2 separate regions of the Homo sapiens genome follow, and region 2 is linked to region 1. A link is an interaction called in ENCODE POLR2A ChIA-PET data of the cell type or tissue named here. Cell type or tissue: PC-3. All regions are shown on one strand. Each heading gives the region's core, and the rest is flanking DNA. Links, peaks and the distances in the headings are about the cores only. Region 1 overlaps CYFIP2 (cytoplasmic FMR1 interacting protein 2). Region 2 holds the start of NIPAL4 (NIPA like domain containing 4).

Region 1 (14,948 bases), core at 6,199-14,198:
GTGTGGACACGGAAGAGAAGATGTCTAAAAGGCAACTAGATGTGAGGCCTAGGCCCTGCAGAGTCTGCAGAGTAGATCTGAGCTTGGAAGTCAGCATGGGATGGAGGCTGACCCCAGGGGAAAGGAACTGTGCAAGTGCAAGGTTTGCATAAGTGGGTGCTTCTCAGGGTGACCAAGACCCTTCCGGAGACTTCAGTTCCTCTGACTATATGAGACCCAAGAGAAAAACAGCACAAAGTGCTCCTTGAGTTCAAGGGAATACATAAATTCTGAACATTTCCATGTCTACTAGCATACAACCTAAACAGGGATAAAAAGACACCTTTCAAGTCAGAAATAGGGAAGATGCCACTTCTCTGCATTTGCTGCTACCTCTTTATTCCTTTCTTTAGGTCACCAAATATCTATTGAGTGCTTGCTCTGTGATCTGGCAGACAACTCAAAGGCACAGAGATGAAGATGAAACACACCATGGAGCCAGGGAAGGGCCTGGATGCTGTGGGAAACACTACAACAGGTAGAGCTCTGTAAAAATGAGATTTCAATGAAGTTTACCATCTAGTGGAGAAGAGATCCAAGGACACCCGTGACTGAGAAATAAAACAGAATCAATTGGGTGCAATAGGAGAAGTTGCTGACAAAGGGCTTTGGAGACTGAGAAGAGAGAGAAACACCACCAAGTTCCTTGCAGAGAAAGGCATTTGATAAAATGTGTGTTGAATAAAAGGACCAGCGGTTTGTGGAGGATGAGGAAATGATGGCTGTGAGATGGGCCTGAGAGGAGGGGCAGGGTTTTGAACTGGGAGGAAAGGTGCCATCCCATTCAGGAGGAGGATGAAATCAGGGATAAAATGAGGTGGCTGATATGAAAGGAGTGGGGCATCCTTGGCTTGGGCTTGTGAGGAGTGTGGGCCACAGTGCTATGGGCAGTCAGGAGCCAGGCTTTCAGTTCTAACGGGGCTTAGAGAAAAGGCCGATTCAAGTCTCTTTGCTGATGGCAAGAGGAGGAAAGGGGGCTCTTGGTAACCGAGGACCTGCTTCTTAAGCGCTGGAGACTTCGCATTCATTACCTCACTTAACACTAAGAACTCTGTGAGGTAGCTCCTCAGTCCCAGCACTTTTCAGGCGTGGAAACTAAGGCTTAGAGAAGGAGTGTACCATCTTTTGGCTTCCCTGGGCCATACTGGAAGAAAAATTGTCGTGGGCCACAGATAAAAATAAAATACACTAACAACAGCTGATGAGCTAAAAAAAAAAAAAATCGCAAAAAAAAATCAACGTTTTAAGAAAATTTATGAATTTGGGTCGGGCTGCATTCAAAGCCGTCCTGGGCCATGGGTTGGATAAGCTAGGCTTAGAGAATATAACAGAGTCTCATAGCTATCCAGTATAGAGGCAAGACTTGAACCCAAGATTTCTGAATCCAAAGATACATGGTTTCCAGTGGAGACCATGGAAATCAACCTGAAATCAGGCTGAGAGAGCCTCATGCAACTCACCCTGCCCTTCCCCTTGGCCTCATTCTGTGTAAGAGTCTCCAGACTTAATGACACCAGTTCTTTGATAGGCATGGTGTCTTCCTTTGGACACAGGCAGAGTATAATAGAGCAATACTTCTTATTAAATGAAGAAATGGGTGATAAACCAGAGCTATGGCCTCTCAGGATTGCCTTGCTGCCAAAGGCCTGGTCTCATCTCTGAGTGGCCATTGGGCCTACCAGGCAATCATCTTCTTTAATATCAACCTCACTGTGTTCTACTTCATAAGTCTTATAGCACTAGATAGGACAAAGGCATGAGGATTCCTGGGTGCCTTTAACAAGTCTCAAGTTGGGAATGCTGATTTTAAAACTCCAAGTGGCCACTTAGAATCTTCTGGGTAGTAAATGTCCCCAGCATGAGTTTCCCTTACTCGTCATTAGGCAGCAGACTCTGCCCCCTAGAATGAGTCTCCTTCAGAACCATAATGGTGCTGGGATGGAGAGGCTGGTCTTGCAACGCAGTTGATGCATCAGCAAAGACCCCAGGAACTAACTATGTTTATTACAAGTGACTGGAATGTGCAATCAGCAAATTTACAGACAGGAAATAAAGATGAATTAAGTTCGCAATTTAATTGGAATAGAGACCCACAGTCCTCCTTTCCCCATGCTGCCTTGAAAAAGGAACAGCTGACTGGTGAGCCCTATCCAGTTAGTGTCCTGGGCTTTGCTACATTGCCTTGCCGTACAGGACTGTGCATCTGACCAGGTGGAAGTGGGCATTTCAGGAGGAAAGCTGCTGCCCAGATACCAAAGCAAGACAAATGCCAGCACCTGCAATGCTGGAACAACGGGCAGTTTCCAGGGGTCTCAGATCATTGCTGCTTTTGCTGGGAGACAATGATACCATCTTGTCAGGGTTTGTGCTTATTTTGGGGGTATGGGGGGAGTTTATTACCCAAGGCTGCTGGGTATAGTTTATGTAGCAAGTGTAGTACCCAAGGGCATCACATCCTAGGGAATGCCAAGCACACTGCAGAATCAGAGATTGTTTATAATCACTTTCTAGCAGACGTTATTCTTTAAAAATTAATATATTTAAAAAGAGGTGAAATGTCCTGAGGAAGGATACCATTTTATGATTTCCTGAAGGCAACATGTGTGCTAGTGATGGCCCTGGGGTCACCTCATACATCAACCACTATTGAGAGGCAGCAGTGGCTTTTGGAGAGGATTCTGACACCAATTCAGGTGCAGCAGGATCGATCGACAGCCATGGTGAACTAGAAAAGGGCAGTGGCATTCAAACTACAAATCTGCTGTTCTTGATTTCCAATGACCATCATCATTAATAATCTAGTTACTGTACATGTGGTATTTGACTTGAAATTTGTCATTTTCTTCTGGGAATGCACCAAATACTTAATTCAACCCCTAGGCAAAGACTGTCCTCTGGAAAATTACTAGCTTAGATATGTTTTAATGATTGCCACTCTAGCCTCTTTTCTTTTTATTGGCTAGCTTTATGTTCGCTTTCAAAAAATTAGAAAATGCAGATAAATTTTTTAAAGGAGGAAAAAATGTATAACTCCACCACCCAGGAGTCATCACTGCTATAGCCTTTTCCAGAGTTTGAACTGCCCAGTTCTTCTCTGCACATACCATTTCAGCATATATTTTAAAATAAGAACAGATTATACCTACTCTTCTGTAATCTATTTTTATCATTTAGTATATACTATCAGCATCTTCCCATGTGCAGTACAAAGCTTCTATCTGGATTTTTTTGGGCCTATATTTAGTTATCCTACATCCTTTTTAAAATGATCATCCTACTCCTCAAAATTATTTGATAAATGAATATTCACTCAAGTACCAGCTCTCAGAGCATGCTCTTTCTCCCAACACATCTCGGCAACCCCATTTTAGTGGGGCCTTCTAAAGATCAGATAACATTCCAAACCCATGGAGCGAGTCTCTAATAGAATTTCAGACACTGTGATAGAAAGTGGCAGTGCTCTTTCTGGGGGGCTGAAGGGGTGTTCTTGGTGCCCTTGAATTACAAGGCCAAGGTCGTAAATGTCAACAAGCCTTAAGGTAGAAGCCAAGGACAGTGGGATTCAGTCTTGCCCTGATGCAGACCTGCAGTGAACCTCAGTTTCTTTCTCTGTAACTTGACCCCCAAAGTATGCCATGTGGTTGGGTTGTGCAGCCAGGCAGAGAGTGGTAATAATAGATAAGTTGGTGGAATAGGCATGGCTGAAATCTTCTGAGCCTTGTGGGTCAAAGTTGGGAGTTTGAATTTTAAGTATAACAAGAATCCACCTGTTAGTTTTAAGCTGGAGAGTATAAAATTTATAATGTATGAAGACCCCTTTGCTGTTAATGTTAAGGCATGACCCTCTCTCGGCTCAAGCGTGGAAAGGCAGTGACCCTCAGTGGAGCTGGGTTTGAGACATTTCTCTTAAACAGAGCATAGGGAGAAGGCATTCTTTGTGTGTGTATTTGTGTGTGTGTGTGTTTCTCTGTTAGTATTCCTGAAGCAGAAGGTAAGCCTTCCCACCACGGCCAATGGGAGGAGGGTGGCTGCCAGAGGTGTTCTCTAAGGGTCTCTCACTGGCCTCTAATTTGGACCGGCCAGCTTCCCTGGCTTCATTTGTCTTTCTTGGATCTTAAACTGGTATTTCCTCATGGTAAATCAAATAGGTGGTCAGCCTGTAAGTCACAGCCAAGTTCGATGCTAGCAAATGCGTCTATAAATTTTTTTAATGAGGCCAGATGTAGCTCCGGGATATATGTTACCAAGAATAGATCTTACCAACTAGCAGGGTAGCTGGAAAAGACAAAAACCCTCATGACTTTCCTCCTCCTCATATGTCACAACCTTGTCTGGTTTAACCCCTTTCCTTCTTAACTTTTTGATCCCCTGTTGAAGTTTTATGTCCCCCGCTTCAACTTCATATTAGGAAAAATTCTAAACACATAAAATATTTGAAGGAATAATGAATATCCTTATAACCTTGATGTACAGTCAAAATGAACATTTTGTCATATTTGCTTTAACTTTACTGAGTCATTTGAGAGTAAATGGAAGACATTGAGTCACTTCAGCCTTAAATACCTAAGCATGCAACTCCTAAAAACAAGGACATCCTCCTGTGCAACCTCAGAATTGTGATTCCCCTATATTTAAAATTTTCTTAATATGATACACGATGTAGTCTAGACTAAAATTTCCTCAATTGTTCTTAAAATGTTTCTTTTATAGCTTTTTTGTGGAACCAGGATCTAACCATGATGAGTTTTCCAAAGTGTGAATAATATGCAATTGTTATACAAAAACAACGAACTTCAACGATCCCTCCTTGGAGAACTCCCAGGAGCTTGTGCTTCTGCAGAAGTTTCTCTCTGGGAGGAGTTAATGAGTAAAAGTTATGATTCAGTAGTTTTGCATGTACCAAGTGTCACGCTAATGTTTATTATTCCCACTATATGATAACTACAAGAGAAATAATCATTAGGTGATTAAGAACCACAGTCTGTCTACTGTAAAATTGCTGTGTTGACAGTAAAAGCAAAAAAGGTTTTTAGGGTCAGGATGCAAAAATATTTTACTGTAAGGAACTCACATCAGAATTTAAGGGATTCATGTTTTATTTTTGCATTACTTTCTGTCTTAATTTAATTTTCTTTTCATATTATAGTTAATTTAAAACTGATGGACCACTAGTTTTAAAACTGAGGGATTCCATCAAATATCAAAAACCTTAAGTGTTCCCAACTCACTTAGTCTATGAGGCTAACTGGAGACTTGATTTCTCTTGGCTACAGGCTACCATAAAGATTCCGCGTACATATTTTAAAAAGATTCAATATGATCCTAAGAATGCCAGATTTATGCAGAATGGCATTAGACTCTACCTTTAGGGTTCTGTTCACAGCTGAGTGAAAAACTACCATTTTTAGCTGATTTCCTAAAGAGCATCATCAAACCAGTATTTTCTTAACCTTTAACTCTGATTTTTGAGGCAACAAAAAGACAAATAACACTAATGCATTATGTTTTTGTATGGAGAAAGGAGCTGGAAATGGGAGGTCCAGGCACCCCACAGGGATCGCTGCTTGGATTTTCTGGCAGGAGGGGGACGGGGAGCTGGGCCCTAACCAGAGAGCTTAGTGTTCTAAACATTCCCTTATATGGAGGCACATAATGTGTTTCCCGCATACTGATGTTAAGCCCCGAGGATACAGAGCCTGTGAAGCAGGCAAGAAATTAGGCTTCCCACTTGCACCATGACCCTCTCCCCTTGCACAGAATGTACAAGCCACAGCTTCCAGCCCTCATTTGGGACTCCAGGTGCAGTGGAAAGCCCAACCGAGAGACGCTGTCTCTGCTCCTGTTCCACTGGTCCCTCACTTCCAGCAGCTCTTCATAGCCCTTGCTAAATCTATCAGTAATTTAATCTTACCTGATTCTGTGTGTGATCTTTTCCTGTCAATCTATGCCTTGCTTGAATAGTGCTGTATATTACTATGTTTCACTTCCAACCCCTTCCTCCGTCCCCTGAATTGTCAAGGGGATAATAGAATTATTATTCTGGATCAGAATCATGTCTGGTCAACTGGAAAAGATCTATAGCCAGGAAACTGTGGCCTAGAAAGTGGGCTTTCTCTTCCCTCAAGTATATGCCAATGTCTTCCAAGGTTAGCATTTCCTAAAGTGGAAATTGGGCATACAAGGAAATGTGATTTAATCATAGTGAGCCACACAGTGAGCAAGTTCTTTCCTTTTTCAGTTTCCTATCAATCTTTCTGACAACCTTAATGAGAAAGTCTCCATTTGAAACCAGCACATGTTAGCACCTAATATTTACTAATCTTGTTTTTATCAAAGAGGGAGTAGGGCTTGTGTTCAGAGATCTGGGCAGGCAGCAGCTGGAATTATATGACTTTGCTGTATTTTGATTGATTGAATGTATTATTCTGGTTGCTTTCTAATGATGGCAAGGGATGATTTTTTTAAATGGAAGTGATAGTTTCCTTTTAAAATTAAGTTTCAGTAAAAAGATTATGTAAATAACAGAATCAGTGATCTGCAGATGTGGCAAGAACTGTGACAACTAAGCATCAATGTCAAGACTCTGGCAGCTCTAGTCCAAGAAAATGCTTCTAGATCAGAGATCCTCCACTCTGACTGCACATCAGAGTCAAGTGTGGAGCTTTTAAAACATCTGGGTCTGGCCAGGTGTGGTAGCTCATGCCTGTAATCCCAGCACTTTGGGAGGCTGAGGCGCATGGATCACGAGGTCAGGAGTTCAAGACCAGCCTGGCCAACAGGGTGAAACCTGGTCTCTACTAAAAATACAAAAATTATCCAGGCATGGTGGCAGGTGCCTGTTATCCCAGCTACTCGGGAGGCTGAGGCAGAGAACTGCTTGAACCCAGGAAGTGGAGGTTGCAGTGAGCCGAGATCACGCCACTGCACTCCAGCCTGGGTTACAGAGCAAGACTCTGTCTTTAAAAAAAAAAAAAAAAAAACTAGGTCCATTCTCAAGGATTTTGTTTTCCTTGTGACAGGCCTCAGAGATCAGAATTTTTAAGCAGATTTCCAAGTGATTTAAATGAGCAGCCATAGTTGAGACCATTGCACTAACCTGCACTGCCTCCCTGGTGCTTGGCGATGTCCATTGTAGAATAATACTCAGTAGCGCAGACTGTAATATGACCCTGCCCACTGGGGGTGTCCTCACAGAAAAGTCATTGATACAGAACTACATAACCAAGGCTCTGGTTTCTTGGCAGTTACTGGTAAGGCTCACAAAATAAGCAAAAATTGAGCTGGCTTTGGATGAAGGTGATGGATTGCCTCTGTCTCAAATGGTGGTATCTTGAGGATTTTAGAGGATAAACATTACACCAGGAGGAAGCTGAAATGTCCCTCCCCTGATTTATGGTTAATGAGCCTTGTGTTAGGTGTTGAGGATACGCTAATGACCTTTACCTGGGAAATCTTTCCTATTACTTCTGTCTCCTGTTTCTATGGATCAGTTCTTGTTTTATGCCATTTTTCACTCTATTTTGTATCTAAGCTGAGGGTCTCTGACTACAAATTTTCATCAGTAAAATTCTGAACAAAACTTTAACTGATAAATGTTTATCAGTCAAATCTATATTGTTGCTATTGTTAAATGGTGTGTTAATAGTTAAAAGCTTTGGGAATGGCCGGGCGCGGTGGCTCATGCCTATAATCCTAGCACTTTGGGAGGCCAAGGCAGGTGGATCACTTGAGGTCAGAAGTTAGAACCAGCCTGGCCGATATGGTGAAACCCTATCTCTACTAAAAATACAAAAACTAGCCAAGCATAGCGGCACATGCTTGTGATCCCAGCTACTTGGGAGGCTGAGGGATGAGAATCGCTTGAACCCAGGAGGTGGAGGCTGCAGTGAGCCAAGATTGTGCCACTGCACTCCAGTTTGGGCAAGAGAGTGAGACTCTGTCTCAAAAAAAAAAAAAACAAAAAAACAAAAAACCTCTGGGATCATCTTGCCCACCACTGGAGGGCTTGGAGGGTAACCCTCTGTGCTGACAACCGGCAGGTGGGTGGTGAACAGTGCCATCATGGATGGGATATGCCCTGGAGTCTCTCACTCTGGCTCATGGGGCTCTTGGTCTTGTCTGTGGAACCAGTGACTCTTAACTGTCAGACCATTTTTTCCCAAGTCCTGATATGTTCACACTAGCAGGTTGTTTTTCAGATAAGGCCATTTCTGAAAAGATGTAAATAAAGTCACACAAAGGAAGGGTATTATTGGGAGTCAAAGTGCCTCCATTCCACAAAGCATGGATCGTTTTCAACCAAAAACATAATCTGTGTCTGGGCTAAGAGAAACACTCATACAGAAAGGCCAGAGGCATTACTTGTGGGTGCCTGGGCAAAGGGACAGGACACGCTTCTTGGGCAGCTGGAGGAGTTTTTTTTCCCTCAGAGTGATGGGCAAAATCATCCTGGATCAAGCACAGGTGGGTGTATGGAGTGACGGTCTGAGAGGGGTGGCTGAGATGGGGCTTTTACTTTTTGACTTTCCATGCATTTGAATTGTGTACATTTGCTATGTATGAGTCTTTCCTTTTAAGGAAAAAAGTAATAAATATTTAGTGCAATAAATCTAAACAATAATTTAAAGTCTAAAAAGTGAGAGACACTTCTCCCGTGCCCCTGTCACCCATCACATCCCATAGAGGCAGTCACTCTTCTCACTTTGGTGAGTACTGCTTTTATAACTACTAATTTTATATGAGAAAATCTGCTAGAACATAAAAACATCTGGAAGAATATCCTTTAGAATGTGAACAGAGGTCGGCTGGGCATGGTGGCTCATGCCTGTAATCCCAGCACTTCGGGAGGCCGAGGTGGGCAGATCACTTGAGGTCAGGAGTTCAAGACCAGCCTGACCAACATGGTGAAACCTCATCTCTTCTACTAAAAATACAAAAATTAGCTGGGTGTGGTGGTGCATGCCTGTAATCCCAGCTACTTAGGAGGCTGAGGCAGGAGAATTGCTTGAACCTGGGAGGCGGAGGTTACAGTGAGCCGAGATCATGCCACTGCACTCCAGCCTGGGCAACAGAGTGAGACTCTGTCTTAAAAAAAAAAAAAAAAAAAAAGTGAACAGAGGTCATCTTAGTGTGACAAAGTGGTTTTTGTTTTCTTTCTGCTTCTCTGAGTTTTCAATCAATGAATTTATTTCAATTATGTAATAAAACAATTAGAGGAAAGACATTAAAAGGTAGAAGTAGGAGACAGAAGGTCAGATGTGGAGATGGAACTGTTGAAAAGAACAAAAACAATCGGCAAAGCTCAGCTGGGCATCTGTCTGTACTGTAATACGCTAACCTTAAGGATCTTTGGACTCCAAGGCACATCTGGTTTTCATCCAGACTCCTGCACTAGCTGTAATGCTGGGAAAATCAGCTCCCTCTTGGGCCTCAGTTTTCCTATCTACAAAATTTGAGGTTGCACTAGATGAGCAGTTTCCAACAGGGGGAGGTTTTACCCTCCTAAGGAATATCAGACAATATCTAGAGACATTATTGGTTGCCACAATGAAGGGTACTACTGGAATATAGTCCAGAAATGCTGTTCAACATCCTATAAAGTCCAGGGCAACCCCCTAAAAGATTATCTGGCTCCAAATGTCAGTGGTGCTGAGGTTGAGAAACCAACCCTGGATGGTCTCTGGGGGCCTTTCCAGATCTGACTGGCATTCGGATCTGTGAGTTTGGGTCTAGACTCTCCTCACCTCTGGTGAGGGCAGTAATGCTCTCAAATGACTGACCGGAGTGTTTCTGTGGTCCACTCTAATAAGGAGAGAAGAAGTAACAGAGATGAAGGCAAAGAACACTCCAGGCAAGAGGCCTTGCAGTAAAAGGCAGACTAAAGGGCTCTGTCCTTCCCGGGGGACTCAGGCCTGCCTTCCCTCACACGTACAAATAGGTCCCTCTCCTGGTGTATGCTGGCATAACAAACAATGGCCGAAAGTCTAGAAAACCAAGCAAAATTTAAACAAAAACTTAGTGACTGCTATTTTCCCTAATGACCACTTTCTGATTTCCCAGGGAAGGAAATACTAGAGGAAACACTAGACATTAATAGAATTTCCTTTAAAAACCTGATACATATAAAAATACTTAACAAATGCTGATTTGTTTCAGATAAGATCCAACAAATATATTAAGAGGCTGCGATGACCAGACCATTTATGGATACAAGATAAATGACAGACATAGCACTACCACTACAGATTGCAGGAAGAAGGTCTTTTCAAGAAGTGGTGCCAGAACAATCTGGAAATAAAAGATTTATACTTCCCATTAAACACAAACATCAATTCTAGGTGAATAATATGGACTTAAAGGTCTGTTTAGCGTTGAAAGACTAACCTCTAAAACTTTCAGAGGATAGCCCATCTTCACGCGTTAGAGTAGGAAAGGTTTTCTAAACAAATCACAAAACCGTAAGGGAAAAAAATAACTACACTAAGCCTCAAGAACTTCTATTCACCAAAAGACAAGCCAGAGTAATAGATCTGCAATACATGTATCCATAGTATATAATGGCCACAAATCCATAAGAAAGATGACTTAAAAAGGCAAGAATGTTGACCAGCACTTCACAAAAGATGGTGTCCAAATGGCTAGTAGCATGTGGAAGGAGAATCAGCATCATTAGGGAAATCAAAATCATAATGAAACATGACAGCCCCCCCAGAATGGCTATGATTAAAGAGGGACAAATTGTTTATGAGGCTGCAAAGAAATGATAACTCTCATACACTGCTGAATGGGAGTATAAATTGGTACAATTTGAAAACTGCTTTGAAGCTAACCTAATAGGTATTTCCCTAATAAAAACAGGAGCATCTATACACCAAAACACATGTACAAGAATATTCATGACATCATTATTCATAATAGTACCAAACTATAAACAACCCAAATGTCCACCCACAGTAAAACGGATGATTCAGTTAGTCTGTTCATGCAATGAGAATACTAGAGTAACTGATTCGGTAATAAAAAATGGATCATCTACAACATGGATGAATCTCAAATGTAATGTTGAATGACAGAGGTCAGAAAGGAAAGGGAAAACATACTAGATAACTCTACATGAAGTTCAAGGACAAGCAACACTATCTCTGGAAATAGAACTCGGAACTACGATTCCTTGCGGAACACTGAAGAGGGCATGAAAGAACCATCTATGGTACTATAAATGTTCTGCGTCTAGACCTGGGCTACATGGACATGTGCCTTCATCAAGCTGTACACTTAAGATTTATGCATTTGACTGTAATACATTAATTGAAACCACCAGAACACCCTATAAAAACCAAAAACCAGAAAAATGATGCACAGGTACCTGGGTTTCTGTACTAATATTGCACCCTGAATTTTGAGAAATATTTATAAGCACCTACTAACTTCATGAGGAAAATACCTTTGTCCAAGTGATCAACTGTTAAATTTATATCCCTCTACCTATCAATGATATATTAATCTGTTTTTTAAAAAAAGGCAGAAAAAGACAAAAAATGGAAAAGTAAAATGGGCAAGAGATTTCTTACTTTTTCCTTCGCACTTTCTGGTATTTCCCAGTTTTTCTAAAACTAGCATATACTATTTTAAAATTATAGGTCAATAATAATACATGAATGTGCTTTCCTTGTAAGAAATTAAGACATTCCAGATAAGGCTAAAAAGTCCCTGTTGACCTCTAATCCTGGATTCCTCCCTCATACCTAGAGAAAATGTCTGTTAAATATTGGTATGCTTTTTTTTTTCTAGATCTTTTTCAATGCAGAGTTATTTGTGGTTTATATCTATGGCATCATGTGTGTCTTGTCCTAAAACTTTTTAAAGCTCAATATTGTATCTTTCACTATTTTTTATCTTGGTATGTGCAAAACTACTTTATCAGCTTATTCTTTTTACCTGCTTCAGAGTTTTCCATGAGAATGGACATTCCACAGTTTATACAGCCTTTCCTCTATGATGGCCATTAGGCATCTTTCCTTTTTTTTTTTGGCAATTAGTAGTCTTCTTTCATTGAGAAGAATTGGTATGTCATTTAAAAATTTAATTCTAGCTTCCTAAACTAAAAAAACTCCAGAAAGCTCATGCCTCATTCTAATCTCAGAAAGCACTGTCTAGGCTTGGAGATCTCCCCAGCTGTCTAAGTAGAAAGCAGAATGAGGACTTCAGTGAGCCTAATCCCTGCTCTGTGTTCCCCATCCTTCCCCGACCCCTAGCCCCCAAGGACTGGGATCAATATTGGAAACCTGTGCTTTAGTTCTTCCACCTCTGCTGCTGCTATGCTGTGTGACCTCAGGTGAGTTCCTCCTCTCTCTGGTTCTCAGTTTTCTCACTTATGAATAGAAGGGGTTGAAAGATTCATGCTGTAGCGGGTCTGTCTCAGGTCTCAGCTCTGAAGGTCATTGAGTGTCCTGTTGTCCTCAGTGATACATGTGAGTGACCACCCAGACGGTGCCTGAGGAAGTGGTCCTTTCCTTGCGGCCCCCATCAATAGTCTGCCTCTGGATTCTGAACAGGGGAAGCTGAATTGATGGTCTCTGAGTCACAGTTCCTCATGAAAAGAGGTGCTTAACAGGAGACACTCGGGGACTGAGGCTTCAGGGACCCACCCCCCCCCGCCACCCCGCCCCACCTCCACTGTTCTGGTGCCCCTGAGGCCTTCAGAAGTTGTTCCTATTTATCCCTACGACTTCTGAGGGCTACGTTGCTATAGCAACCTGGGTCTGCTGATCTGTGTAAAAAACTTATCAATTAGCTGTCTGGAGAGTCCATTTAAGGGGTAACAGAGAAGCAATTACTCCTTATAGAGGAAGCGCAAACAGTCCCCATTTCAGAGCCTCTCAGGGAGAGTCTGAGAATGGCAGGTCCAAGTCACTCATTTTAGGGACGGGGGCACTGAGGGATGAAATGAACTGGTTCATCCCAAGTCACAAAGACAATTAGAGGCAAGGCATCCTTTCTGGCTCTGATTCAGAAGCTCCATTATCTCTCTACCTTTGTTCCAGGCTTCTCCTTTCCCCTCCCGTCTATTCTCCAAGCACCTATTGCCTCCAAGATGGGCTCTAGACTGTAAGAGCCTTGTCCTTCACTCTCCCAGTAGCCCCCAGGCCTTTGAAAACAGCCAGGCAGACCCCCTCACCTGCTGCTCACATGGCATCCTGTGGTGGCCCACGAAGCCCCAGTGACCTGCTGCCTGGCTGCCTCCCTCCACGGCTCTAACCTCTGTCCCCTTGGCACCAGCTCACTATGAGGTCCTCCCTATTCCTTAAGACCAAGCTCCAGCCTCTTCAAAAACAGCACATCTCTCTCTGACACAGCCACTCTCCCTTTATCCTGTGTATTCCTTCACAGCTCCCCTCCCCATCTGCAACCACACTCTGATTGTTACGACTTTGCTCGTTCCCCTCTCTGGAATAAAAATGGTAAAACTCTGTCTCTTATTCATGACCATTTATCCACAACCTAGAACTGCTCCTGGCAATGAAGAGGCTCGCCACGCCTCTTGCTGAATGAGTGGATGGATGGCTGGATGCTAAAAGAGATTCCCACTAGGTTCTGAGAATGAGGCATCCCAGAGTAACATCCTGTTTCCTTCTCCGTTACCTCGACACCTGTAGGACTGGGCCGACTGGGAGCACCATGTGGAGAACAGAGACAAACTGGAGTGCCTTGGGGAGGAAGGAGGAGAGCACAGTCTCTGAGTCAGCCATGAGGCAGAGCAAATACAAGTGGTCATGCAGGAAGAAGAGTGCTGGTTCTGCGGGGTCCTAAGAGGGAGATGTACGGGGGGTGTGCTTTGTTCAATATGACAACACTACCAATGGTTTAGTTCTTACTGCATGAGCTTTACATGTGGTGTATCTTTCTGGCCTTGAAACTATCCTGCAGGGTAAAACAACTGTCCCCCATCATAAGAAATGAAGGTAACAGTGCATGTTCTCCCCTCAGCCTGGGACAGCTTCACCAGGCAAATTCCTGCTCATTCTCCAGGCCATCTCCCCAGAGAAGTCCTTCCTCAACCTCAAGAACACATCGAGTTCTCTGTCTTCTGTTCCCACAGGACCCTGCAGTCACCCCTCCTAGCTCTTGCTGTAACAGTAGACACATGATTTCGGTGTAAATATGGACAGGACAGGAGGCAGGGCTGGACACTGCTACATGCCCCAGAACAGTGCCTGTCCTATGATATCCAAGGAATAATTATCTAATGAGTGAGATGGAGCAGGGAACCCTCTTAGGGGCCCTGCAGCACCGCCCCCGCCAAGCATGGAAATAAAATCTTGAGTTTCTTCAAGGGAAATTCCAGGCACCTAGCTAGCCCTGAGAAGTAAATAAGCAAGCTGATAAGCAAGAAGGTAATAGTAACTAACTTAAAACAACAGCCAAGGAAGCTAGAATCATGGGATGTTTGATTCCCTACAGAAATTAAAGATAACATCTTCACATATGAACCAGAGTTCTTTTTCAGAAACCTGGACCCACACCAAACAGATGTGCTGGCATGCATGCAGACCTCAGATAAGAGGGAACTGCAGGCCGAACTCTGACCGCAGTTCCAGTTCTTTGTTCTAAACTTATTCTTAGGAGGCCTGGAAGAAGCCATACCCACAAGCTGGAGCTAACATTCTTTTCTGCTGACCCTAAATTTTAAAACAAAGCTTCTCTTCCTTACCCAATTGCAAAGCAGAAACTCTCTGAAATCTACCTATGACTATAAGCCCCCACCCACTTCAAGACGATAGCCTGCCCCTTTGGGCTAAACCAATGTGTAACCTCCATACAATGACTTATAACTTTGCCTGAAACTTCTGCTTTCCTGAAATTTACCCCTGCCTTTAAAAACCCTTGTTTGCAAGCCATTGGAGAGGTGG
Region 2 (14,137 bases), core at 1-8,000, 90 kb before region 1:
GAGAGAAAGCCCAAACTGCGCAGGTACTAAAACCTGAAGCAACTACACATTAAAAACACAGAATCCTCCCCCCGCCCCCACCACCTCTCAGGGTGTCTGCTGTCGTCAAAATGCCTGCCCCCCACTAACCCCCCATCTCAACCCAGGGGACATACTTTCCTTCCCTGACTCCTCTCAGCCATCCCAGCTGCGAAGATGAAAGTGAAGTCTCAGCCAGAACCCAGATCTTCAAAGCTGGGTGGGAGCCACCTCGTGCTGGCCCTGCCCCTCCCCAGCTTTGGCCCCCCTGGGAGGAGAGGATGCGAGGGAGAGCGGTGGCAAGGAGGGGAGGGCGCGAAGCGCGGAGCCCGCCTGGTCCCCAGCCCTGCCGTACGCACCGTTCTCGCAGCTGGTGTTGCTGACCCGCAGCTCCATGGGGCCCGGGGCACACGAACCGACGCGCGGGCGGACGGCGCCCGGGCTCCCCAGCTCCGGAGCAGGTGGCCGCGACTTGTCCCCCGCGTGGCTCGCGCGCGAGAAGCCGCCGGGGTCCGGACCCAGGGGTGGGGAGAGTGACGCGTCCCAGAGTGGGAGAGTCCCCGGGGAGGAGTCACCCGGCATCTTGGGCAATTCCGGGGGCAGGGGGCCCAGGGCTGGGGCCGCCCGCAGAGGGGCGCATGCCTTCCTGGGGTGAGGACGCTGCCAGGCTCCCAGCTCTGGAGTCACCGCCCCGTGCTAGGGGCAAGAGGTGAGGAGGCGGGTTCCCCGGCACCGCTCCTCCGATGCCTGCACCGGCACCCAGCTCCATCCCCAGGGAAAGAGTACAGGGGACCTAGATGGCTGGAGAAGGGGCAACTTTCCTGCCGAGGTGGAAGTGGCAACATAGGGGTTGGAAGTGGGTACTGCTGCCAATTGGGAACCTGGGTTCCTTCTTTTCCTTCCTTCTCGCCCTCCTACCCTCCCCCTCTCCTTCCTCCCCTCCACCTTTCCTCCCTTCCTTCCATTTCACCCTCCTGCCCTTCCTCCCTGCCTTCTGCCCTGCGACCTCCTTTCCTTGCCTTACCCGTTCATTGATTCAACCCAGGTCTGATCTGTGCTGGTAGGTAACAGGTACATAGTGAGTTAATGCTCAATATATATTTATGTCTAATGAATAGATAATAGGAGCTTGGTAAATTAAATGAAAGAAGGAAATGAAGTGATTGGAGACCAAAATGAGTCAGACTATTCCCTGTCCCCCAAGTACCTTATATTTTAATGGGGGAAACAAAATGTGATCATCTCTTAGAGACCAATGTTTTTGAAATTACCACTTTAAAATTATTTATACACACACACACATACACACGTTGTGATGGAAAGCATATTTGTTACTATGGGTAACAGTAAAAAGCAAGTTAGAAAACCACTGACCTGGAGCATAAAAATAGGTATGTAGAGTTTGCTATAGGCCAGGCAGAGTTCTAAGTGCTGAAAAATTCCAGTTCATTTAATCTTCATGACCGCCTTATAATGTACAGACTTTTATTATTTACCAAAAGGAAACTGAGGCACAAAGTGCTCAAGTAACTTGCTGGGGATCTCAGCTGAGAAGCAGAAAAGCCAGGATCAAACTCGTGCTGTCAGTGGTCACATTAAGCCGCCTGGCATTTTACACTGAAATAAACTGCTCCTGGGCAGTGAGGGTGTGGGGCTACTGAGAAAGCAGTGATTGGTTCTGCCAGTGGTGCTCACCGGCTTCCTGGAGGAGGCAGCTTTTAAGAATTGTTATGTATGGAGTCGTCAGCATGGGCCAGACACTGTGCTAACCCCTTTCCAGGCACTGTCTCATCGAAGCCTCCTAGGAGACAGATATCCTTACTCTTTCCATGCTACAGATAAGAGGAAACTGTTATTTTTAAAAATTTTATCATGAGATAATTTTAGACTTATAGAAGAGTTACGAAAATAGTATAGAGAGTTCCCATATACCTGTCACCAGCTTCCCTTAATGTTAACATCTTGTATAGGAATAGAAAAAACTGTCCTTTAAATACTCTGAGACACTTGCTCCCAAGGTTGCACAGCTAGTGAACGAGGGTGCCAGGTGTAAACCGAGCTGCTCTGACCCCAAGCCTGTCCTCCTACCTACGACCCTCCACTGTCTACTTGCGGACCTCTAGCTGGGCCTCTAAGGATGGGTTCTCCCAGCATGGGGCTTCCTCTAATTTGCTGGATGACTTTAAACAAGTTGCTTACTCTACATAAGGATCAATTTCTTTGTCAAATGCAACAGCCCCTTCTCCAAGGGGTCGGGATCGGGTTGGGGAAGGGAGAGGTTAAAAGAGAAAGGGAAATGTGAGACACAGCAAATGTAACAAGCCACGTTTGCTCATTTTACTTGCTGCATAATTTCACAAGCCCTTGATTCTGTAATGATGTGCACCTCTCTGGAAAAATGCTTTGAAAACAAAGCAGGATACAGCACAAGGCCCCCACAACTTTTGCCTGAGACACTATATTTCTTAAAAGATAAATGACCCTAGACCTTGCCTATTCCTACACATAGGATAATGTTTGACAAGGTTAGTGACTATGCCTCTATCATCTATAACCAGATATACTCTTGCACCCAGACTTTCATGTGATTCTGCTTTACTGTAACTTCTGAGCAAGTTTGATGTAATGTTTGAGCACATACTGCACTTCTGCTACGTGTATATCAGCTATGAGCTAAAACACTGTTTCAGAGCAGTGGGACAGGACCTCTCTGAAAGACTCCTCCCAGACTTTGTCTTCAGTCTCTAGTCCTCAGTAAGACTTCTGCTTTTTTTTTTTTTTTTTTTTTTGAGACAGAGTCTCACTCTGTTGCCCAGGCTGGAGTGCAGTGGCTCGACCTCGGCTCACTGCAAGCTCCGCCTCCCATGTTCAAGCGATTCTCCCACCTCAGCTTCCGGAGTAGCTGGGATTACAGGCGCCCACCACCACGCCCAGCTAATTTTTGTATTTTTAGTAGAGACAGTGTTTCACCATGTTAGCCAGGCTGATCTCAAACTCCTGACTTCAGGTGTTCCACCTGCCCCGGCCTCCCAAAATGCTGGGATTACAGAACCTCAGTAAGACTTCTGAATAAAACTAACTTTAATTCCTTAAAAGCTTGATTTTCTTTTAGTTGACAGAAGTCATAGCCATTGCCAACAGAATATATCCAAGTCTGCAGGTGAGTGTGCCCAGGCCCGCCTCTAACTTTGGAGGTGTGTGGTACCACCGTTCAGGTAGAGGGGAACACCTCCAAGACTATATGAATTTGAACACAGAGCAGCAAGACACTAGATGATTGGCCCTATTCGGAAGTGAGACTTCATGATGAAAAAATATATGCATCCATGCTACCTGCAAGGGAGAATTTGACAAGAGAATTCAACTTATCTTTCTCTTCTCTAAGCATTTCTGCTGTTCAGCTCCTCCTTGTGCTATAAAACGGAGTCAGCACTGAACCTGGAGTGGTACAGTCCTCAAACCCTCACTGCATTCAAACTTGACTGCTTTTATTCCAAGAACATAGGGTGAGAGATTCGGAGTATTTCCCTCTGGTCTGACCTTTTTTCTTCCTCGCTTTATTGAAGTATGACTGACAAATGAAAGTTATATATATTTAAAATGTACAACATAATGATTTGATATAGGTGTACATCGTGAATGATAACGACGATTAAGCTAATTAATACATCTATCACCTCACTTAGTTATATTGTGCGTGTGTGTGCATACATGCGTGTATGTTGAGAACACTTTAAATAGTGGCTTCTCTTAGTGGCCTTTTTGAATCACAAGAGAGGATGTTTCAGATTGTAGTTGCCAGAGCTAAGCCCAGATCCTGAGAGACAGATGCACATATATGTTCTTTAATGCATTTATTTTTGTATGTGTTTGTGATTTGTGGAACCTCTAAATTTTAGGGTCAGGGAAGGGGCCTCCTTGTCAGGGGTTAAGGGCAATATTGAGTTTATCCTATGCTTCAAGACCGGCCTTTTCAGAGTCAGGAGAATCTCATGTTTTAGGGCAGTGGCATGAGGGGAAGGAGGCTAGGATCCACTGCAGGGACTTTCACAACCTCACTGGGCCTCAGGCTCCCCATCTGTTCTAAAAGGGGGCTGGGCCTCAACAGGGCTGGCATCAGAGCATCTTGCCAGTGTAGACATAAAGGGCCCCATTGAACTGCAGTCTTCTCGGCTGCTTCCTGACAAAGCCCTTTTCTCCTCTAGCCACAATGGCCCTGTCAGGCAGGTAGCAGGGCCTGCAGCTTTGTCTCCCCAGAAAAGAACAACAGGGTTCACTGTCTGTTCCAGGCTCAGTCTCCCTGAGGAGGGTGGGTGGCTTACGAAGGGTCTAACAAGCCAGGGACAGATGGGTTCTGCCCTTAGCCAGCCAGCGACTGGTGACCCAGCCGCAGCTCTTTCGGTCAGTTATTCTGGGATGAGTAGGAAAACAAATTCACCAAAACCCAAGTTTTTAAAAACTTGACTTTTCCAAGTGCATGTCCAGATGTTTTAGGTTACAGAGCTGTGCCGTCCAATATGGCAGCTACCAGCTGCATGTGGCTTTTGAGAACTTGATGAGCCGCTAATCTGAATCGTGATGTGCTATAAGTAGAAAACAGGCTCAGTTAGCATTTTGGACTAGATCGTTCTTTGTTGCTGGAGGCTGTCCTGTGCTCGTAGAATGTTTAGCAGCACCCCTGGCCTCTACCCTCTGGATGCCAGCGGCACACACACCCCTGCACCCCGACACCCACCCCAGTTTTGACAATCAAAAACACCCCCAGACAATTGCCAAAATCACTCTGGGTTGAGAACCACTCAGATTTCAAAAACTTAGTAAGGAAAAAAAAGGAAAATCTCATTAATGATTTTTAAATATTGATTACATGTTAAAATGATAATATTTTGGATGCATTGGGCTAAGTAAAAACATTATTAAATTATTTTTCCTATTCTTTTCACTCTTTATAAAGTGGCTACTAAACTGTTTAAAATTACATATGTAGCTCATGTTATGTTTCTTTTGGGCAGTGCTGTTAATGGAAGAAACTGAGTGCCAGAGAGGGAAAGTGACCAACAGAAGGTCACAGAGCAACAGAGAGGCAGTCCGGGCCCCAGTCAGGTTTTCAGACTGGCACCTGTAGGATAAATGCACCTGGTAGCAATAACTTAAGCATACGCTTACAATGAGCCTGTACAGAAGACACACCTGAATGTCTGTTCTAAGCTCGGGAATCTGGGAGTAGCCAACCTGGAGACTCGTTTCTTGTCTATGAGGAACATCTGAGCCCCTTGCCTATCCCATGGAATATGGGCTGTACAGAAGATCCAAGCCCTGAGGTTTGAGTTGGATGAAGGTTGCCAGGTGGAGGTCGTTAAGGGGAGGGTGTTAAGTGAAGATGGAATATAAACTGCATGTGGTTTGCAAGTGGTTGTGGTTTTCCTGCCCAGCCCTTCGCCACTGGGTTATCTTGTCCAGCCCACCGCGGCCGGACTGTAGGTAAAGAGGACATCGTGTCTAGCCTGTCACCAGTGGACCTTTTCTGTAGGTAAAGATGATGTGGTGTCCTTACCTGTCCTAGCCTGTTGTCAGTGGGCGGGTTTTCCTGTCCAGCTCACCACCACTGGACTTTCTTCCCTGTATGTAAGCTGCCAATCAAACCCCACCTCTCATTTGCTGGCTCTGGGTCTCTTCTTCAGCCCCTTGAACCTGGTGCCTTCCCTATTGAGGTGAATAGGAGTTCGGCACAATAGCACTCCAGAACAACTCTGCTGCTCCATACAGCTTCACAATGGAAAGGAAATCCAGAAATCAGTGCATTGCGTCTTTCCAGTGTGCTATGGTCAAAGAGCACTACAGCAGGAATAGAGAGGAGAGACATTACGTCTGCGGCTCACATTATGTTTAATCTTCATTTAATCTTTGCAACAACCCTAGTAAGAGACTTTGTTGTTAAGCCTGTTTTCCAGATGAGGAAACTGAAGTCCTGTGAGGACTCTTAGCCTGCAAGTTGAGAAACTAAGAATCAAACCCAAATACTTCTTTTAATACTACACATACTGTCGTGCAGTCCTAGGTCTAGTGAGACCTGGATAGGTCTCACCTCTTCTCCTTACATCCAACCTGGATAAGAGGACCGCGCAAGATATAGTCTGAAGTCCTTCCCAGCCCTGCTGAGCTGGTCTTCTGGGTAGGGTGGGGAAAGACAGATGGTTGTCACCTCCTTCAGGCTGACAGGGAGTCATGGAATCTGGATGGTCAGCATGCAGAGGCTGGCCCACCCCTTTTCAGGTGTGTCCCTGGGATGGCTGCTGTCCTCATAAATAGCTTTGCTGACGTCAGAAATAAGGCTTGGAATGGACAAGTGTATTTTTGCTCTGGTTCTAAGAAGAGCACCATGCCTAACGATGGGATCCACTGGCATCGATAATGATTACTAACCCACCACTCTACCGAGTTCTGTGTGCTAAGCACTTAGCAGATATTACCTCATGTGCTCTTACAATTCCTTACTCTGGTACCACTTTAAATCCCATCCTACAGATGAAGAAACTGAGGCTCAGAGACGTGAAGTGACTTTCATAAGGTCACACACAGTGACAGAGAATTTCAAACTGGGATTGTGCATTCCCACAGCAGTTCCTTTAACTAAGGCACTGGTTTGATGAGGCCACTGGTTTGAAGATTAGTCCCCTTCCTGACCCTCCTCTGTATGGGAAGACTGGGGCCAGCCAGACACAACATGGGGCAACTATATAACCTTCTCGTCGGCCCTTAGCCAGAGTCAGAGTTGAAGAGGCTCACCTAATCCAACCCCCTTTGTTTGAAGTTGTGGGGAAACTGAGATACAGAGAGGGGCAAGGTTATGTCCAACACCACTCAGCTAATTTGTGGCAGAATCAGTACTTGACTCAAAGTCACTGGAATCCCAACCCAGCACTTTTATCTCTCTCTTTGCTTTCTTTCTTTTTTCTTTTTTTGGAGACAGGGTCTCACTCTATCACCCAGGCTAGAGTGCAGTGGCGTGATCTCAGCTCACTGCAACCTCCAACACCCAGGCTCAAGCAATTCTCTCACCTCAGCCTCCAGAGTAGCTGGGATTACAGGTGTGTGCCACCATGCCCAGCTAATTTTTATACTTTTAGTAGAGACAGGGTTTCACTATGTTGGCCAGGCTGGTCTCAAATTCCTGACCTCAAGTGATCCACCTGCCTCGGCCTCCCAAAGTGCTAGGATTACAGGCATGAGCCACCGCACCTGGCCTGTTTCTTTGCTTTCTTTCTAAGAAAGGACAGACTTTAGGACAAGTCATGAGTTAATAGTTTTTGGCCACTTTTAAAAGATAAGCCAATGCACTAAGGTTTTCACGGGTATTATCCCATTTAATCCTCAAAACAAGCCTAAGAATTAGGGACTGCTATTATTCCCATTTTAGAGATAAGAAAACTGAGGCTCAGGGAGGTTGAGAAACTTGTCTTCTATTAAATAGTGGAGCCATAACAAAACCCAGCAGACTAATTCTAGAGCCAGTTTCTTCTCAGGCTGATCCAACTGCATCTATGGGATTCTCCCATCAGAACATCTGCCTGCAGGTGGAAGACTGTCAAATTACTGTAGAAGGCAGGGCTCACGTCAACGCATGTATGTGGAAGTGCAGCATTGCTTGGCCTTGATGTGGGTGTGCACAGAGCCTAATGCACTTAAAGTATGTATAAGAACTTCAGATCTTGTCGAAAACCAGCTATAGTTAAAACAATAATATTGATATGAACTATTACTTGTTGCCCAACTTCCATGTTGCAGGTTCTTTATGTGTATTGCCTCTGAGCCTTACAGCAACCCCATGTTAGGATACCTTCATGGTAACTTCATAAAGTTACCCAAATTTTACAGCCGATGGCAGTGAGACTTTGTGAGGTGAAGTGACTTGCTCAGGTTCACACAGAGAATAAGTAGCTAAGCTGGGATTCAAGCAGGTTCCCAAAGCACCTGCCACTCTGTCTTCCTTGTTTCCTGACGTTTGCTTCTCACTGGCAACCGTAAGGGCAGAAATCTCCCGGTGGAGGATTGAGGAGGACTGTAGTTAACGATCGTCCCCTGGGCCTGTGTGGACCTACAGCATTTGGTATACGGGAACAGGGAGGGTGGGAACACAGTGAGCTTTGAATGTGGCCAGAGGGAAGACTGATTCTAAAGTTAACTTGAACATGAACAACAAACTTAGGCTCTGTTTTCCCTTTCAGTTAAAAACAAACAAACAAACAAACAAACAAACAAACAACCATCTCAGACTCTGCTGTTTGACAGGCTGGTATAAAAACAGACAGGAGATATCAGTTCCGGTCCCTGTTCTGTCACTAACACACTGGGACCTGTGGCAGTTCCTTTCCATTTGGGCCTATCTTCCCAATATACCCAATGGAAATGAAGAACTAGATCAGTGGTGCTTAAAACTTTTTTTTTTTTTTTTTTTTTTTTGGTGATATGGGGGTAGACAGCAAGCCTTTTTTTCAAATAGAAAGTTACATGGAAGGGCAACATATGAACTTATTTCAAGAGCAACTGCTTTCATTGATTCAGGCCCAGAGCCTAGAACCTTGCCCCCTCGGCCTCCATGTTGTCTCTTTGCTGCCCCTCCCCTGTGACAGCCGCGGAGGCATCCCCCACCTATGCTAGGACTTGGAAGATCCCAGGTTGACAGCAGGGGCCATGTGGCTTCTTATGCATACAGCATGTGCACTGGCCATGGCATTTATGGAATGCTCCCTGTATAGAGAGGCTCATAAAGGGTTGCCTATAGGTTCAGGACTTTCTCAGTTCTCCAGACCCATTTGTCAGGGCCTTAGGCCATGGGCATGCTGTTGCCAAGTGGGTCTGAATGCTTATGCATGGGTGGTAGGGTCTGAGTTCCAAGGGGAAATTCCCACTCACTCCTGAGTGGCATGTGATGTGAGGCATGGAGAGGAAGAGAGGTTTTATTTGCAAGTTCAGATAAAATTGGCTTAGCCTCCTTCAGGGATCCTGGAGAGAAAGAGCAGGTTTGGGGTTGTGTAGGGGTCTCAATTTAGCCACACACAATAGCTGTGTGGCGTTAGGTAAGTTACTTACCCTTTCTGGGTCTCTGCTCTATGATCTGTAAAACACGAATAATGATGAGGATAATGATATAATAAAGTGACTTCTTTTGTTGTTGTTGTTGTTGTTGTTGAGATGGAGTTTTGCTGTTGTTGCCCAGGCTGGAGTGAAATGGCATGATCTTGGCTCACCACGACCTCCGCCTCCTGGGTTCAAGCGATTCTCCTGCCTCAGCCTCCCGAGAAGCTGGGAGTACAGGCTTGTGCCACCACGCCCGGCTAATTTTGTGTTTTTAGTAGAGATGGGGTTTCTCCATGTTGGTCAGGCTGGTCTCGAACTCCCAACCTCAGGTGATCCACCCGCCTTGGCCTCCCAAAGTGCTGGGATTACAGGCGTGAGCCACAGCGCCCGGCAATGCAGTGACTTCTTACTGTATGCTTACTATGTGCAGATTCTATGTAAGTGCCTCTCATGCATTATATCAGCAAAGCCACATGATAACCATATTAGGTAGATGTTGTGTTATCCATTTTGCCAAGGAGAAAACTGAAGCATAGAACAGTTAAGCAACTTGCCCAAGTTCACACAGCTATAGCTATCAAGTAACATAGCTAAGATGCAAACTCATGTTTATCAGACTCCAAAGCCTACATTTTCATCTGCAACATTATCCTACCTTCTTCAAATAAAACCTCCTTCAAAGGGCTGTTTTGAGAATCATGAAAAAAAATCTAAGTCTTAGTCACAGAGCTGGCATATAGTAAATGCTCAGCAAATGAGTTCCCTTTCCTCATCTCCATATTAACCAAAAGTCTCCTGCAGGCTTGAAGGAGTTGATGATTGTTTATAAGTTCCTTTTTTTCTAGCAGGTGAAAATAGGGAGAAAGAAGAGAATTCTCTCCGATTTCAGGAAATATGACTTTTTTCCTGCAAACAACTCTTTTTATTTTAATATTTAGACTGGGTCTTGCTATATTGCCCAGGCTGGAGTACAGTGGGGCAATCATAGCTCACTACAGCCTCTAACTCCTGGGCTCAAGTGACCCTTCTGCCTCAGCCTCCCGAGTAGCTGGGACTATAGGCGAGTGCCCCTACACCTGGCTATTTTTTATTTAAATTAATTCTTTGAAGAGACAGGGTCTTGCTATGTTGCCCAGGCTAGTGTTGAACTCCTGGGCACAAGTGATCCTCCTGTCTCAGCCTCCCAAAGTGCTGAGATTACAGGGATTAACCACTGTGCCTAGCCCAAATAAACTTCTAAAATGAGTGTTTACCAATCTGTGTTCCATGGAATACTATTCCACATCGTTCTGTGTTCAATAAAGTTTGAGAAATGCTATATCCTCAGCTCCTCTCTTGAAGAGGCCCATTGTACATTAGCATATTAAAGGCACTGATAAATCCTGCTGCAAAGAGTTCCACCTAATTTAGCTTAACCCTGCCCCCCGCCATAATACATATTAGCATGTTTTTCTAAAGAACACACATAGAAGAGAAGCTGATTCTTGTCCATTTATGCACATAAGGCAATTAAGGGCCAGAAAGCTTTGAGTTTAGAGCTTAGGTCGCACAGCTATCCAGTAGTAAATACTTTTGTAAATGAAGACTTATTCTCAAATCCATTGCTGAGATGCAGGGTAGAGTGGCAAGTAAAAGAAGGAAACTCAAGTCAAATAACGTGAGTTTATATCCTGCCTCCACCATTCTTGAGCCTTGTGACCTTGAGCAGTTTGCTTAACCATCCTGGGCCTCAATCTCCTCATCAGTTACATGAGGTAATATGATACATACCTCATGATGCTAATTTGGGGAACCAGTGAGTTAATACATGAAAAGTATTTAGAACAGCACCACACATGAAGTTAGTTATCAGTATGCCTGTTGGAATTTTGCATAAAAGGAAGTCCACCTGAGTATACATGGTACCGGAGGCCTGCTGTTTGAGAGCGCCTGCTGCCTGCCGGGGCTCACAGGGCCTTGCTGGAGGGAGGCCAGGCCTTGGCTTGCAGCTCTGGAGAGGGCTGTTTTCCAGCCAAAGCTCCCAGGAGGTGACAGCTCCTGTCCTCCCTCCCCTACCAGTTCCAGGGCCAGGCCTCTTGGGTGTGGCCAGATCAGACAATATCCACATTTCTGTTTCTTCTCCCTGTCTCCGACGCCCAGAGGAATCCTTGTTGGAACTGACAATTTGAGGCTAGATCAGTCTGGAAGAAGGAGCTGAAATAAGCAGTATAGCATCGTACAAGGAGCACCAGCTTTTGAGCCAGATAGTACTGGCACCAAACCCAGGCTATGACACTTCCCAGTTGCATAATTTTGGCCAAGTCACTTAATTCCTTTGAGTCTCAGTTTCTTCATTTGTAACACGTGCATAATAATGGTACCTACTTTCTAAGTGTGCTGTGAAGTATGAATAACAGCTAATGTTTAATAAATGCTTACTACATGCCATGCACTGTTCTAGCAGCCAGGGATAGCTAATGTCATAATAGACAAGTTACCTGCTCTCATGGAGCTCATTTCTATTAATAGAAGGGGCAGATATGACACAAGTAAAGAAATAAAAAAAAGATCAGAGTGTAATAATGGATATAGAGAAAATAAAATAGGGTAAGGGTCAGAGAATGAATAAAATGGTCTGGGAAAGCCTCACTGAGGCGGTGATATTTAAACTGAGATCTGACTGATAAGGAGTGAACTGTATGCAGCAATCTGGGGGAATAGACTTCCAGACAGAGGGGACAGCTAGGCCAAAGGCCCTGAGGTGGGAGTGAGCGTGGTTTGCTTGAGGGACAGAAAGAAGGTCCTTATGATGCAGAAGGGGAGAATAGTATAAGATAAAATTATCCAACCCTACTATACACTTAAATGAATGAAAACCTATGTCCACACAAAAACTTGTACATGAATGTTGGTTCATAGCAGCATTATTCATAAAAGCCAAAAAATGGGAACATCCCAAATATCTATTAACTGATGAATGAAGAAACAAAATGTGGCACATCCGTGCCATGGCAGCCACAGAAAGCAATGAAGTATTGAGACGCACATGGGAGACAACATGTATGAACCTTGAAAACACTATGCTAAGTGGAAGACACCAGACACAGAAGGCCACATATATGATTTCATTTCTATGAAATCTCCAGAAGAGGAAAATCAACAAAGGCAAAAAGTAAATGAATGGCCCCAGGGGATGAGGGGAGTGGAGAATGGAGAGTGACTGCTGGGGGGGACCCTTGGTTTTGGAATGATAAAAGTGTTCTGGGCCAGATGCGGTGGCTCACACCTGTAATCCCAGCACTTTGGGAGGCCGAGGCGGGCAGATCACGAGGTAGGAGTTCAAGACCAGCCTGGCCAACACAGTGAAATCCCGTCTCTACTAAAAATACAAAAAATTAGCCAGGCGTGGTGGCGGGTGCCTGTAATCCCAGCTACTCAGGAGGCCGAGGCAGGAGAATTGCTTGAACCCAGGAGGCGGATGTTGCAGTGAGCTGAGATTGCGCCACTGCACTCCAGCCTGGGTGACAGAGTGAGACTCTGTCTCAAAAAAAAAAAAAAAAAAAGTTCTGGAATTAGTGGAAATCGTTGCACAACTTTGTGAAGATACTAAAAACCACTGAATTGTACACTTTAAAAGGATAAACTTCATGGTAAGTGGATTATATCTCAATCTTAAAAAAAAATCAGAGGGTGAGGCAGGGGCCAGCTTAGAAGTTAAACTGGAGATTGGGGGTGGCACTACTGTTATGCCATATTATGGAGGGGGATCCTAATACAGAAGATAAGCAACTTGCCGGAGTCGACACAGCTACGAATTGGCTGAGCCTGGCTTCAGAGCCCATTCTTTTATGTAAAACATTTATGTGGCACAGGGACTGGTATCCATCCAAATAAACTCAATATATGCGGTTAGGGTTTCACTTTCCCGATTCCCTTCCCTTGAGGCTTCCAATCTCATGTCTAGCCTCCACTTACTGAGATGCACCCTTCCCACCTGCCTCGTTCCAAGCAGAGAGGCTAAGGAAGGACCTGGCGTTCTTCTGTCCTTCCCTCTGGGGCAAGTCTACAACAGCAACAGCCACAGCTTCCTTGGCTGCTCATTAACTCTCTGCCAACACGGTCACACTGGAAATTCTGGTTTGCGGGCCTGGCCTGGATAAGGGACCCCAGAGGAATCCAGAGCGTGGGTTAAGCTTTCTTCAGGCTTGTCAAGTGAGGCAGAGGGTTAATTTGCCCCTCTGCTACCAAGGACCTCCGCCCAGCCAGTGCCAGGCGGAACCGCCTGATGGGCAAAGGCCCCTGGGCTGGGAAGAGCTCCGCCCACCAGGGCGGGGACACAGCCGCCCACCTCAGGATTGGTTGCACACAAAGGCGCTGGGCCAATAAAAAGCCGCGCCTTTTTACACAGTTGCACTAAAGCTTAAGTGGTGATAATTATCTGCATTTTGCTCCCCAAAGAAAAATGTAGCTGTTTATTCTGTAGCCAGCCCATTAAATACGTTGGTGCTTACCTATCTCAAGGTCTGCATTTCCAGAAAGCCTGTTCTGACAGAGCGGTCTGACCTTTAGTCAAACCCCAACAAAACCAGAAGTAAGTGGTCTTTATTTTAGGGAAGGCCCTCACTGGTAATTTTTAACTTTTTAGGAGCTCCAAATCCCTTTAAGAATCTGACAAAAAGGGTCAACACTTGCCCAGAAAGAGGCACACATCACTTTTGCACTGAATTTCAGAAGGATACAGGTCAATAACCCTTGGTTTTTGGCCAAAGGGGGGAGAACATCCTATATTTTTGAATGCGCATTTTTTATTGAACCAGAACTTCACAGAGAATAGTGCAGAAATGTTAAGTGTGGAGATCAGTGGGTTTTCATATATGCATACACCCTCGTAACTACCATTCAGATAAGATATGGAACATTTCCAGCCCTCAGAATGACCAAAAGAAATTTGGCAAGACTTTTTTTTTTTTTTTTTTTTGAGACACAGTTTCCCTCTGTGGCCCAGGCTGGAGTGCAGTGGCGCAATCTTGGTTCACCGCAACCTCTGCCTCCTGGCTTCAAG

The links. ChIA-PET counts read pairs that join two places held together with the same protein. Peaks named below come from ENCODE experiments on the same cell type or tissue, not always from the same donor. Only the 100,000 strongest peaks of a DNase experiment are listed, where the experiment ranks them.
Region 2: POLR2A ChIA-PET joins it to region 1 with 13 read pairs; 4 of 35 experiments call an interaction of 5 or more read pairs at or near these places.

The regions. Positions count from the first base shown.
Region 1 is chr5:157,361,951-157,376,898 of GRCh38, reverse strand. All of the region lies in intron 26 of CYFIP2 (cytoplasmic FMR1 interacting protein 2), which reads right to left. It overlaps NIPAL4-DT (NIPAL4 divergent transcript), which reads left to right. Exons shown (of 3, transcript NR_136205.1): 2 at 12,294-12,373; 3 at 13,695-14,284. Among named protein-coding and RNA genes, the nearest start is that of FNDC9, 24 kb to the right of the region's middle. RefSeq lists a silencer at 14,493-14,703. In PC-3, for the core only: CTCF peaks have their summits at 7,199, 9,781 and 9,992; DNase peaks (open chromatin) are centred at 9,958 and 13,728; H3K27ac peaks cover 1,004 bases.
Region 2 is chr5:157,446,598-157,460,734 of GRCh38, reverse strand. NIPAL4 (NIPA like domain containing 4) reads right to left here and starts at 522. Exons shown (of 6, transcript NM_001099287.2): 1 at 378-522. The coding sequence starts at 414. NIPAL4-DT (NIPAL4 divergent transcript) reads left to right here and starts at 635. Exons shown (of 3, transcript NR_136205.1): 1 at 635-727. RefSeq lists a silencer at 469-628. In PC-3, for the core only: no CTCF peak of the experiment used is centred there; no DNase peak of the experiment used is centred there; H3K4me3 peaks cover 1,161 bases.